2 separate regions of the Homo sapiens genome follow, and region 2 is linked to region 1. The links are chromatin contacts, found by Hi-C or POLR2A ChIA-PET in ENCODE. All regions are on one chromosome and are shown on one strand. The core of a region is the stretch at or near the end of the contact, and the rest is flanking DNA. Distances in the headings are between cores, read along the strand shown.

Region 1 (6,499 bases), core at 621-3,120:
GGCGCCTGTAGTCCCAGCTACTTGGGAGGCTGAGGCAGGAGAATGGCATGAACCCAGGTGGCGGAGATTGCAGTGAGCCAAGATCACGCCACTTCACTCCAGCCTCGGCGACAGAGCAAGACTCCGTCTCAAAAAAATAAAAATAAATAAATAAATAAATAAATAAATAAACAAACAAAGTTGGAGAACTTCATCAAATTCAAGACTTACTATAAATCTGCAGTGCTTTTTTAAAAAGTGGTGTTGCATCAATCAGTTACCCAAATAGGAAAATATAAATGTTGACCCCTTACCTTACAGTATATACAAAATCAACTTCAGATTTATTGTCGATCTAAATGTGAAAGATAAAACAATAAATATTTTAGAAGAAAACAGGAAAATATCATTGTGGCCTTGAAATAGGCAAATATTTTTTAAATGGTACATCAAAAAACACTAAAACTGGCCGGGGGTGGTGGCTCATGCCAGTAATCCCAGCACTTTGGGAGGCTGAGGCTGATGGATCACTTGAGGTCAGGAGTTCGAAACCAGCCTGGTCAACATGGTAAAACCCCATCTCTATTAAAATACAAAAATTAGCTGGGCGTGGTGGCGGGTGCCTGTAATCCCAGCTACTCAGGAGGCTGAGGCAGGAGAATTGCTTGAACCCAGAAAGCAGAGGTTGCGGTGAGCTGAGATCGCGCCACTGCACTCCAGCCTGGGTGACAGAGTGATACTCTGTCTCAAAAAACAAACAGACAAAACACTAAAATCTGGCTCATGCCTGTAATCCCAGCACTTTGGGAGGCCAAGATGGGAGGATCACTTGAAGCCAGGAGTTTGAGACCAGCCTGGGCAACATGGTGAAACCCTGTCTCTCCTAAAAATACAAAAATTAGCCAGGCATGGTGGCATGTGCCCATAGTCTCAGCTACTCAGGAGGCCGAGGTGGGAGAATCACTTGAACCCAGTAGGCTGAGGCTGCAGTGAGCTGAGATTGTGCCCCTGTACTCCAGCCTGGGAGACAGAGTGAGACTGTCTTAATAAATAAATAAATAAATAAATAAATAAATAAATAAATAAATAAAAAACAAAAGATAAACAAAAACCCACTAAAACCATAAAGGAAAAAAAATGGATAAGTTAGACTACATTAAAACTAAAACTTATGCTTATCAAAAGACATTGTCAAGAAAGTGAAAAGTTGGCCAGGCGTGGTGGCTCACGCCTATAATCCCAGCACTTTGGGAGGCTGAGGTGGGCAGATCACAAGATCAGGAGATTGAGACCATCCTGGCTAACACAGTGAAACCCCGTCTCTACTAAAAATACAAAAAATTAGCCAGGCATGGTGGCAGGTGCCTGTAGTCCCAGCTACTGGGGAGGCTGAGGCAGGAGAATGGCGTGAACCCGGGAGGCAGAGCTTGCAGTGAGCTGAGATTCTGCCACTGCACTCCAGCCTGGGTGACAGAGCGAGAGTCCATCTCAAAAAAAAAAAAAAAAAAAATGAAAAGTCAAGCCAAAGAGTGGAAAAAAATAATTTCATTTAGTTTTATTTTTTTGTAGACAGGGTCTTGCTATGTTGCTTAGGGTGGTCTTGAACTCCTGGCCTCACTTGATTCTTTCACCTCGGCCTCCCAAAGGGATTACAGGCAAGAGCCACTGTGACTGGCTTGGAAAAAAAACTTCTACAAAAATCAATAAGAAAACAACAGACTACTTAAGGGGAAAAAAGGGCAAAAATATTTGAATCAGCATTTCACAAAGAGGATTCCCAAATAGCCAAAAACCAAAAGAGAAAAACTTAAAATAGTGTTCACTTTCACAACCATAATAAGGAACCACTACACACCCAGCAGAATGGCTGAACAGATGCCAAATGTCAGCAAGGAAGTAGAGTATCTTAGTCCATTTCATGCTGCTATAACAAAATACCCAAGACTTGGCAATTTATAAAGAACAGAGATTTATTTCACACAGTTCTGGAGACAGGGAAGTCCAAGGTCGAGGGAATTGCATCTGACCAGGGCCTTCTTGCTGCACCATCCCATAGTGGAAAGTGAAACGGCAGAAGTGCTCATGTGAGAGAAAAGGGAAGGAGGTAGAACTCACCCTTTTATCATGAACCAACTCCAGTGATAACTAAATCACTCCTACCATAATGACATTATTCATGAAGACAGAGCCCTCAGGATCTCTAATCACCTCTTAAATGACCCACCGCTCAACACTGTTGCTTTGGGGATTAATTTTCCAAGACATGAACTTTGGGGGACACATTCAAATCATAGCATAGGGAAAGTAGAAATTTCATATACTGCCAAAGGACATGTAAATTGGTAGAGAACCTGGCAAAAAGTCTTTGGCAGTATCTGCTAAAGCAGAATATATGCATACTCATGACCCAGATGTTCTACTCCTAGATATACACTCAACAGAAATGGGTACATATGGGCTAGGCATGGTGGCTCATGCCTGTAATCTCACCCCTTTGGGAGGCTGAGGTGAAAGCATCCTTTTAGGCCAGGAGTTAGAGATCAGCTTGGGCAACATAGCAAGACCTCATCTCTGCAAAATTTTTTTTCTTTTTAAGTTAGCCTGGTGGCATGTGCCTGTAGTCCTGGCGACTCAGGACTTTGTGATTACAATGAGCTATGATTGCACCACTGCATTCCAGCCTGGGTGAGAGAGCAAGACCCCATCTCCAAAAGACAATGAAAAAGTTTACAGATGTTTACTGCATGACATATACAAGAATGTTCACAGTAACAGTATTTATAATAACTCTACACTGGAAACTACTCAAATATCTATCAATAGTAGAATGAATAAACAAACTGGTTTATTTACATATTTGTGGTTTATCTTTTTTTTTTTTTTTTTTTTTGAGATGGAGTCTTGCTCTGTTGCCCAGGCTGGAGTGCAGTGGCGCGATCTCGGTTCACTGCAACCTCTGCCTCCCGGGTTTAAGCAATTCTCCTGCCTCAGCCTCCCGAGTAGCTGGGACTACAGGTGCATGCCACCACACCCGACTAAGTTTTTCTATTTTTAGTCGAGATGGCGTTTCACTGTGTTAGCCAGGATGGTCTCGATCTCCTGACCTTGTGATCCACCCACCTCAGCCTCCCAAAGTGCTGGGATTACAGGTGTGAGCCACCGTGCTTGGCCAGTTTATCTTTTTAAACTATTTTTGTTTTAGTCAGGTCTTTTTATTTTATTTCATTTTATTTTTAAGTGTACAATTCAATGATTTTTTAGTAAATTTACAGAGTTGTGCAATAATCACCATAATTCAATTTTAGAACATTCCATTACTCAAGAAAGATCCCTCATGACTGTTAACAGTCACTCCCTTTTCTAACCAGCCCCAGTCAACTGTTGTTAATCTAATTGCTATCTCTGTAGATTTGCCCTTTCTGGACATTTCAAATAAATTGAATTATCCAATATGTGGCTTTTTATGTGTGGCTACTTTCACTTAGTATAGTGTTTTTGATGTTCATCCATGTTTTAGCATGTACCAGCACTTCATTCTTTTTAATGGCTGAATAGTATTCCATTGTAAGGACATACCATATTTTGTTTATCAACTCATCAGCCGATGAACATTTTGGTTTCCATTTTTTGGCTACTAAGAGTAATGCTGCTATGAACATTCCTATAACAAGTCTTTGTGTGAACATGTCTTTTCGTTTCTCATGGACAAATGTTCCCAGGAGGGCAATTGACAGGTCATATGGAAAATTTATGTTTAAATTTTAAGGAGACTGACAAACTGTTTTCCAAACTGGGTGCACCATTTTACATTCCCATAATCAATTTATAAGGGTTTTACTTTCTCCACATCCTTGTAAACACTTGTTATTATGTCCTTTTAAAAAAAAAATTATAGCTGTTTTTGTGGTATAAAATGGTATCTCTTGTGGTTTGTATTTCCCTAATGAATAAAAATATTGAACATCTTACCATGTGCTTATTAGCCATTCATATATCTTCCTTGGCAAAATATATATTCAATTATTATATCTACTTTTAAAATTGGATTATTTAACTTCTTGATATTGAGTTGTAAGTATTCTATATATTTTGGATACGTGTCTTTAAGCAGACATACAATTTGCAAATACATTCTTCCAATGTTTAGATTTCCTTAATGGTGTCTTGTAAAGCTTTTAATTTTGATGAAATCCAATTTATCAATTTTTAAAATTTTATGGATTGTGCTTTTGCTGTCATAGCTATGAAATCTTTGCCTAACCCAAAGTCACAACAATTTTCTTCTAAACGTTTTATAATTTTAACTCTATATTTAGTTCTCTGATCCATTTTTAGTTTAGTTTTGCCTATAGTGTGATATAGGGATCTAACTTTCTTCTTTGGCAGATGGATATTCCATTGTTCCATCATCATTTGTTGAAAAGACTATTCTTTTTCTGAGGCATTGCCTTGGCTCCTCTGTTGCAAATCAACTGGCATCAGTGTTAAGAGTGTATTTCTGGGCTTTCACTTCTGTTCCATTGATCTATATGTCTATCCTTATTCAGTGCCACACTCTCTTGACTACTGTGGATTTATAGTAAGTTTTGAAATTGGGAAATTATGTCTTCTAGCTTTGTCACTCTTTTTCAAAATTGTTTTTGCTATTCTAGGCCCTTTGCCTTTTAAAATAAATTTTAGAAATAGCCAGTCAATTTTTGCAAAAAAAAAAAAAAAAAAAAAAAAAAAAAAAAAAAAAAATGCCTGCTTGGATTTTGAGAAGAATTGAATTGGATCTATAGATGAAATAGAGGAGAAATTCCTTATTAATAATGAGTCTTCTGATTTGTAGAGAATGTCTATTTATTTAGAATTTCTTTAATTTCTCTCAGCAAAGATTTGTAATTTTCAGTGTAACAATATTACATGTCTGTAAAATTTATTCCGAAGTTTTTTGTTTTTTTTTTTTTTTGAGACAGAGTCTCACTCTGTCACCCAGGCTGGAGTGCAATGGCACGATCTCAGCTCACTTCAACCTCCACCTCATGGGTTCAAGCAATTCTCATGCTTCAGCCTCCTGAGTAGCTGGGATTACAGGTACGTGCCACCACATGTGGCTAATTTTTGTATTTTTAGTAGAGGTGGGGTTTCACCATGTTGGCCAGGCTGGTCTTGAACTCCTGACCTCAAGTGATCCTCCCGCCTTGGCCTCCCAAAATGCTGGGATTGTTGGCATGAGCCACTGCACCCGGCCCCAAAGTATTTTATACTTTTCGATATTATTGTGAATAGAATTATTTTCCTAATTGTATTTTTGATTGTTCCTGAGTAGTATATATAAGTACAATTGATTTTTTTTTTTTTGAGACGGAGTCTTGCTCTGTTGCCCAGGCTGGAGTGTGATGGCACAATCTCGGCTCACTGCAACCTCCACCTCTAGGGTTCAAGTAATTCTCCTGCCTCAGCTTCCCAAGTAGCTGGGCTTATAGATACCTGCCACCACGCCTGGTTAATTTTTGTATTTTTAGTAGAGATGAGGTTTCACCATATTGGCCAGGATGGTCTTGAACTCCTGACCTTGTGATCCGTCCACCTCAGCCTCCCAAAGTGCTGGGATTACAGGCGTGAGCCACCGAGCCCAGCCACATTGATTTTTTAATACTGTTCTTCTATCCTGCAACCTTGTTCTACTCCTTCATTGTTTTTTTGTTTGTTTGTTTCCTTTTTTCTTTTTTTTTTTTTTTTTGAGAACTTTGTCACCTAGGCTGGAGTGCAGTGGCTCAATCTCGGCTCACTGCAACCTCTGCATCCAGGGTTAGTTAAAGTGATTCTCCTGCCTCAGCCTCCCAAGTAGCTGGGATTACAGGTGCCCGCCACCATGCCAGGTTAATTTTTGTATTTTTAGTACAGACGGGGTTTCACCATGTTGGCCGGGCTGGTCTCGAACTCCTGACCTCAAGTGATTTGCCCACCTTGGCCTCCCAACGTGCTGGGATTACAGGTATGAGCCACCGCACCTGGCCTGCCTTCATTGTTTTGTAGGCTTTGATTGCAGTTCTTTTAGGATTTTCTTTGTATAAGATGATATCATCTGTAAATGGGAATAGTTCTTCCTTTCTGACCTGATTGCCTTTTTTGTTGCCTAATTGCCTGGTTAGAACCTCCAATAACATGTTGAATAGAAATGGCCAAAGCAGACATTCTCGTTTTATTCCTGATCTTAGGGGAAAATCATTCAGTCTTTTACCACTAAGAATGATGTTAGTAGTTTTTCACAGATGCCTTTTATCAGCTTGAGATCCCTTCTATTCCTAGTTTCTGAGTTGTTTTTTTTTTTTTTTTTATCATGAAAGGTGTTGGATTTTTGTCATTTTTTTTTCTTTTTCATTTCTGTCTTTTTTTTTTTTTTTTTTTTGAGACAGAATCTTGCTCTGTCACCCAGGCTGGAGTGCAGTGGCACGATCTTGGCTCACTGAAACCTCTGCCTCCCAGGTTCAAGCGATTCTCCTGCCTCAGCCTCCCGAGTAGCTGGGACTACAGG
Region 2 (7,352 bases), core at 3,402-5,901, 48 kb after region 1:
GGTGCATGCCACCATGCCCACCTAATTTTTGTATTTTTAGTAGCGACGGGGTTTCACCATGTTGGCCAGGCTGGTCTCAAACTCCTGACCTCAAGTAATCTGCCTGCCTTGGCCTCCCAAAGTGCTGGGATTACAGGCATGAGCCACCACACCCGGCCGACTTGACTCTTAAGAAAGTTGAAGTCATTAAAAAATGTGCAAGTGGTCTGTGTAGACTCAAAAATACCCATATGCAGTGCATGAACCTAGATCGGATCCTCGTTCAAAAGATAAAAGCAAGGAGGGAATAAAGGAAAGAAAGAAGGAAGGGAGGGAGGCGCCAGGTGTGGTACCTCACGCCTATAATTCCAGCACTTTGGGAGGCCAAGGTGGGCAGATCGCTGGAGCCCAGGAGTTTGAGACCAGCCTGGGCAACATGGGAAAACCCCATCTCTACAAAAAAAAAAAGTACAGTAATTAGCCAGGCATGGTGGCGTGAGCCTGTGGTCCCAGCTCCTCGGGAGGTTGAGCTGGGAGGATCGCTTGTGCCTGGGAAGTCGAGGCTGCAGTGAGCTGAGATTACACCATTGCACTCCTGCCTGGGTGACAGAGAGGGACCCTGTCTCGAAAAGATAAATAAATGGCCGGGCGCGGTGGCTCATGCCTGTAATCCCAGCACTTTGGGATGCCAAGGCGGGTGGATCACAAGGTCAGGAGATAAAGACCATCCTGGCTAACACAGTGAAACCCCATCTCTACTAAAAAAAAAAATACAAAAAAAAAAAAAAATTAACTGGGTGTGGCGGCGTGCGCCTGTAGTCCCAGCTATATTTGGGAGGCTGAGGCAGGAGAATGGCGTGAACCCAGGAGGCAGAGCTTGCAGTGAGCCGGGACGGCGCCACTGCACTCCAGCCTGGGTGACAGAGCGAGATTCCGTCTCAAAAAATAAAATAAAATAAAATAAAATAAAAATAAATGAATAAAATAAAAAAGAAAGGGAGTGAGGGAGAGAAGAAAGGAGGCAGGAAGAAGGAAAGAGGGAGAGAGGAGAAACCACAAAATACATTTTGGGGACAATTGGAGAAATTTGGGTATGAACTGGGTGTTAGATGACATACAGGAATTATTGTTAATTTTGTTAGATGGGATAATGATATTACATGTATGTAAGACAATAGCTTTATTCTAAGGAGATGCATGCTGGAATATTTAGGGGAAAAGTGTCAAGCATCTATAATTTACTTTGTAATGGTTTGGCTAAAAAATAAAAATAAAAAAGATAAAACAAATATTAAAAAATGCTAATCATTGGTGGTAGAGGTTTTGTTTGTTTGTTTGTTTGTTTGTTTGAGGCAGAGTTTCTCTCTTGTTGCCCAGGCTGGAGTGCAGTGGTGCAATCTCGGCTCACCGCAACCTCTGCCTCCCGAGTTCAAGCAATTCTCTCCCAGCCTCCCAAGTAGCTGAGATTACAGGCACCCGCCACCACACTCAGCTAATTTTTTGTATTTTTAGTAGAGACGGGGTTTCACCATGTTGGCCAGGCTGGTCTCCAACTCCTGAGCTCTGGTGATCCACCCACCTCGGCCTCCCAAAGTGCTGGGATTATAGGCGTGAGCCACTGCGCCCAGCCATTGGTGGAGATTTGAAAGTCTTTGTACGATTCTTTCTTTTGTATTGTTGAATATTTTCCAAAACAGAAATTTTAAAGAGACAAAGCAAAATTCTGCCCATCTTCAGATGGAAAGATCATCTCTCTCACCCACCTTTCTTGTTTCCCCAACAAGCATGCAGTTCTCCCTTCCTGCCCGAGCCCACAGCCTCTAGCCCTCTGGTAGGGCTGGCAACTTCTCTCTCCTACTGAGCTACAGCTCCTGGGGGCAAGGACTTCAGCTCACTTGCCTTTGTGTCCCCCATCCCACCACATTGCCTGGCACACACCGGGCTCAATAACAGATACTAATGCCTCCTGCGTGCCAGGCACTGTGAAAGTCCTTAGTTTTATTCACTGTCGTGGTGGCTTGATGAGGTGGCTGTTTGCATCCCATTTTACATATAGGGAAGCTGAAATGCAGAGAGAGGTTAAGTCACTTGCCCAAGGGAACACCCCTTATCCGTGGTGGAGTCCTGCTGATGTATTTATTTATTTTTTTTCAGATAGGGTCCCACTCTGTGCCCAAGCTGGAGTGCAGTGGCATGATCATGGCTCAATGCAGCCTCAACCTCCCCAGGCTCACTTGATCCTTCCACTTTAGCCTCCTGAGCAGCTGGGACTGCAGGCACAGGCCACCACACTAATTTTCGTATATTTTTTGTAGGGAGGGGGTTTCACCATGTTTGTAGAGAGGGGGTTTTGCCAGGCTGGTCTCAGATTCCCGGGAATCTGCCTCTGCCTCCTGCCTCGGCCTCCCAAAGTGCTGGGATTACAGGTGTGAGCCACCACATCCGGCCTGGAGTCCTGTTTAGCCTTGGGTCTGGCTAGCCTGAAAGCCTGGTTATTGTGTCCAAATTAAATCTAAATTCAGTTCTTAACATCCTAATGAGATAGATGGGGGTGATCATTCCCATTTTATGGGAGTAGAAGCTGGACCTGGGGAGGGTAGAGGGTGTCCAAAGGGTCAAATGAGGAAAAGCAGAGCCGTGCTTTGCATTTTCGCTTCTATTTTATGCCAGGCTCTGTCCCGTACCCTATGGACATAAACTCACTTAGTCTTCACATTGGTCCTCGCAGTGAGGGTGGAGGCAGGTGGTGGACCCTACTGGTCTTGAGCTCAGACCTCAGAGCCAGCTGGCTGGGACGAATCCAGGATCCCTCATTTCCTGGCTGGTGAACCTAAGAAAATGTCTTTTTTTTTTTTTTTTTTTAGACAGAGTCTCACTCTGTCACCCAGGCTAGAGTGCAGTGGCGTGATCTTGGCTCACTGCAACCCTCTGCCTCCCAGGTTCAAGCGATTCTCCTGCCTCAGCCTCCCAAGTAGCTGGGATTACAGGTGTGCACCACACCCAGCTAATTTTTGTATTTTTAGTAGAGACGAGGTTTCACCGTGTTGGCCAGGCTGGCCTCGAACTCCTGACCTCAGGTGATCCACCCACCTCAGCCTCCCAAAGTGCTGGGATTACAGGCGTGAGCCATCGCACTCGGCCTCCTCCTCTGTTCTTACATGAACAGAGCAGAAAGAACACGACCTCAGTTTTTATCCCTCCTTGTCCCTCTCTGGGCCTCAGTTTCACCAGTTATAAAAAGAGGGATTGGACATTGGGAATGAGAAGGCTACTAGCTTCCCATGTGCACAGGCCAGGACAGATTCTCTGAGCATGAGTGGACCTTGGCTCCTGCCAAGGGTGTTCCGCTACTTCAAGAAGTATCTAGCCTCCTAACCCCTAACCCCATGCACCAGGCAGCCCATTGGGTTGGGTGGGGGGGCGGGGGGGGGTGGTTGAGGAGAGAGAGGTCCCTGGCCTTGGGATCTGTGGCCCCTCTGCCCAGCCCAACTGGCTCATAGCGTGGGATGCTGGCTCCACAACTGGTTTCCCTCAGATTGGCAGCCTGGAGACACCAGTACAGCTCAGTCCTATACCAAGGCAGAGCTGCTGACTCTTCTGGAGTCTCAGGGATTGTTGCCACTGCCTTTAGGGAAGGCTGCCATGAAGGCAGACTGTGTTCTAATGTGCTCCCAAGGCTGGCAAGCCTCTGCACCCTTCGGTGAGAGCCTGTTGGAGGGCCGGTGCTGGGAAGCCCTCTCCCCATTGCACTAGCCCAATGCTCTCTTTGGGCAGATAGAGAACTCAGGCCCCACGAGAGGCAAGCCTTATCCAAGCCACGGCTACAGAGTTGAGGAGCCAAGAGCCACAGAGTTATCGGGGATGGGTTGGCAGCCACCTTGTTCTTTGGGCTAACAGGGGCCAGAGCAGAGGTGGGAGTGGGTGCAAAGCAGGGAGCGGGAGACCGGGAGGTGGAGGCAGGGAGGCCAGGGCTCTCTCCTGGGTCCTGAGCTGTCCACATTCTGCTCATCATGGTGGTGGGAGGGGAGTTCTCCACTCTGATGCTGTGGATAACCTGGGGTGGCTCCGGGCCTCAGTTTCCCCATCTATCCATATGAAGTTGGACTCAATCCTTCTTTCAGCAGACCCTGCACCAAGCCCCTGCTGACTTCAGGCTCCCTGCTGGGCTCTGGAGATGCATAGATCAACAAGGTCCCCCAGGAGCTTGGGATTCTAAGAGGGGAAATTTAGGGGTCCATCCTGATGTGGGCGAGGCATTCTCTGGATCAAAGAAGAGCTTGTCAGACCCAGGATGGAGGGGCCCTGAGTCTCTCCCGGCCCCTTGGCGCCCCGCTCTCTATTCCACGGCCTGCTGGCCTTTTGTGTGTTGCCCACTTAGGATCAAGGGCCCCAGGCCAGATCCTAGGGCATGTTCCCAGCTTGTGGCAGGAGAGGAGGCCTTTGTACCCAGGCAGGCCCAGTCCAGCCTCCCGGGGAAGGTCCCAGTATGACAAGCCTAGGATGGTGAGAAGCCCAGGGACACAAAGCCGGCTTGGTTCCTTGGCAACATCCTGAGGAATCCAGCGGCTGCACACTGGCTCCCTTCCTCTCCCCTCCCACCCTCCTGCCTGCGGGGGCTGGAGGCGGAGGCAGCCAACCCCATTATAAAAAGCCACAGATCTCTGGCGGCGGCAAGGGGACAGCACTGAGCTCTGCCGCCTGGCTCTAGCCGCCTGCCTGGCCCCCGCCGGGACTCTTGCCCACCCTCAGCCATGGCTCCGATATCTCTGTCGTGGCTGCTCCGCTTGGCCACCTTCTGCCATCTGACTGTCCTGCTGGCTGGTAAGTGGGGCTTGACTTGGGCACAAACAGGGTAGGGAGCCCCCAGCCCCTTGTCTATCCCTCAAGCCTGACATCAGGGGCCCCAGACCCTGCCTGGGTAAAGCTCAAGGCCGGTGGCAGCCGCTTCCCCAGGGATGTGCGAGAGGGGGCTGGGCACCTCGCTTCCCCCAGATGCAGCGCTGGACAGATTTCCAGTTGCCAGCGACCGCCCTGCCTGGCCCAGCGAGCAAAGTGGCTGTGCCTGGAAGCACAGAGAGGTGGTGTGGGTGGCATAAGGGAGCCAGGTGTGGGTGTGCCAGGAGGGCGGGGGTGGAGAGAGCCTGCAGAAGCTCCTGCTGGGCACTGGGGTGGGAGGCCCTGGCTGACAGTGGCTGGCTCTTTCCATCAAGCGTTAATGTGTAACCCGCAGCCCTGGCCCTGGGCCAGGCCACAGTTGGGACTTTCTCCTGTCCTGTTTTCAAAGCCCCCAGGATTAGGGGGCCCAGGACCAGTGAAGGTCAAGGTCACTGCAGCTCATGGTTGGGGCTTGCCACTGCTGTGCTAGTCTATAGCCCCAGTTGCTCTGCCTGTGTCTACCCGTCATGCTGTCTTCCTCCTCCAAGCACAGTGTAGAAAATGCTTTTGCCTCTAGTCACTTGCTTACTGAAGCCCAGGACCTGGTAGGGGTACATAATTAACCATCCTACCTGATATGGATAAGATGGAGGCCCAGAGAGGTTTAGAAACTGGCCTGACAATGCACAGCCAGCAAGTAGGGCAGGAGAAGGTAAGACACATGGGACTGAATGCAGGAGAGAGCACAGATGCACACTCACCACCTCTGTGGGCCACATCACCTCCATGAACCGCTAGCCAGCCCCCTCCTCAGGGAGTGCCCCCACCATCTGGCAGGGTGACCTTCAGAGAAGGTGGGCACACAGCAAGTCTGGGAGAATGAGAAGTAGTCCCCACTGTCCAGATATTTCCATGGAGCAAACTCACCCTGGGGCAGGGAGCAGGTGTGTGGGTGGGTGGGCACGTGAGAGTGGTGGAGGCAAATTCCTGCTGGCTTCCTGCTGTCTGGGCTGGGGCCCTGAAGCCTGAGGTGTCTGCGGACAGTGAGATCTGGAAAGCAGGGAGTCAGATGGCGGCTGCTTTGCCACAGTCCTGTTATGTGACCGTGAGCAGGGTCTTGCCTCCTCTGGTCCCAGTTGCTGCATCTTTAAATATAGCTATTACCTCTCCGGTGGATTGGGGGAGGGTGACGAGGTTCCAATGCCTATGGAGGTGTTTTGAAGAGGGCGGAGGAGGAGGATTACTTTTACTAAGCTGAGAGAGGGAAGGGTCCTAGGCTAGGATGGAAAGGGGACACTGGGGGACCCTGGGTGCTCAGACTAGCAGCCTGAGGCTTTAGAACCAGGCTTCTGCCCTCATCTTGGTCATTGGCTTTACTGGAAGATCCTGGGCATTATTGGAACCTTTCTCAGCCTCACTTTCTCCTCCTGTAAAACTAGGCATTTGACCAGGCTCACCTTGGAAGTCCTCTCCCACGCTGACATGTATGGCTCTGAGAGGCCCTCGGGAGCCCCTGTAGGACAAGGGGGTGGTTTGGAAGCCAGAGAGACCCCGAGAGGAGGCTGGGGGGTTCGTAGCTGCTGCCCTGACTAGTGTGGGGCAGCTGCGTCAGTCCCCAAATGTGGGTTTGTGGGGCTGTGTCAGGCAGGAGGCTTCTGTACTTTATATAACAAACCTGCAGCTACGAGTCAGTGCAGAGCATTGCCCCCCCACTCCAAGAGCTGACGCATTCACTCCCACTCAAGTCCTGGCAAGAAAGAGAAAAAAAAACGAATCTGTTTTAAGCTCCTATAGCCTACCCGCCTCATTAGCAGTGGGGGTGGATGGGGAGGGCATGGGAGGATAAATTCAAGAGTGTCAGATCCAGGCCCCTGTCTAATTTAAATAAAAATTCCTCCATTTTTCTGTTGGTTAAGGTATTATGCCACAAAGCGCTTCCTTAGGCATTTTGTCCATTCATTCAACAAATAGTTATTGGACACCTACTGTGTGACAAACCTGGTTCTAGGTACTGGGGCGGCATCAATAAATAAAACAGCCAAGGACCTCAGCCCTCGAGGTGCTGTAATTCAACTGCAGAGGACACATAACACACAAAGTAAATCAGTAAACAATGTGGTCTGTTGGAAGGAGAAAAGGCACTGTGATAAAAAAATAGAGAGGGGTGGCTGGGCGCAGGGGCTCATGCCTGTAATCCCAGCACATTGGGAGGCCAAGGCGGGCAGATCACCTGACGTCAGGAGTTCAAGACCAGCCTGGCCAACATCATGAAACCCTGTCTCTACTAAAAATATAAAATTAGCTGGGTGTGGTGGTGCATGCCTGTAGTCCCAGCTACTTGGGAGGCTGAGGCAAGAGAATCGCTTGAACCTGGGAGGCAGAGGTTGGAGTGAGCCGAGATCGTGTCACTGCACTCCAGCCTGGGTGACAGAGTGAGAGTCCATTTAAAAAAAAAAAAAAGAAAGAAAAGAAAAGAAAAAGAAAAATAGAGAGGGGAG

What was found. A loop is a pair of places that touch in the nucleus more often than their neighbours do. ChIA-PET counts read pairs that join two places held with the same protein, here RNA polymerase II (POLR2A). Pooled maps may share reads with other maps.
Region 2: a map of IMR-90 shows a loop between it and region 1 (2.2-fold over the local background). The contact joins the promoter of CX3CL1 here to the enhancer-like site in region 1. A Hi-C loop is called at or near these places in 20 of 168 maps with a recorded cell type or tissue (GM12878, IMR-90, Panc1 and 10 more), 31 of 37 single-sample maps with no recorded cell type and 23 of 50 pooled maps. POLR2A ChIA-PET finds 5 or more read pairs at or near these places in 12 of 52 experiments (A549, B cell, GM10248 and 8 more).

Annotation. Positions count from the first base shown.
Region 1 is chr16:57,322,991-57,329,489 of GRCh38, forward strand. No RefSeq gene overlaps it. Among named protein-coding and RNA genes, the nearest start is that of TRL-CAG2-2, 26 kb to the left of the region's middle. Within about 2 kb of position 1,871, at least 2 of the 41 ENCODE cell types and tissues checked have a DNase peak (open chromatin) inside an H3K27ac peak, as active enhancers do; they include B cell, where a contact is called at or near this core.
Region 2 is chr16:57,367,839-57,375,190 of GRCh38, forward strand. It overlaps CX3CL1 (C-X3-C motif chemokine ligand 1), which reads left to right and starts at 4,652. Exons shown (of 3, transcript NM_002996.6): 1 at 4,652-4,800. The coding sequence starts at 4,731.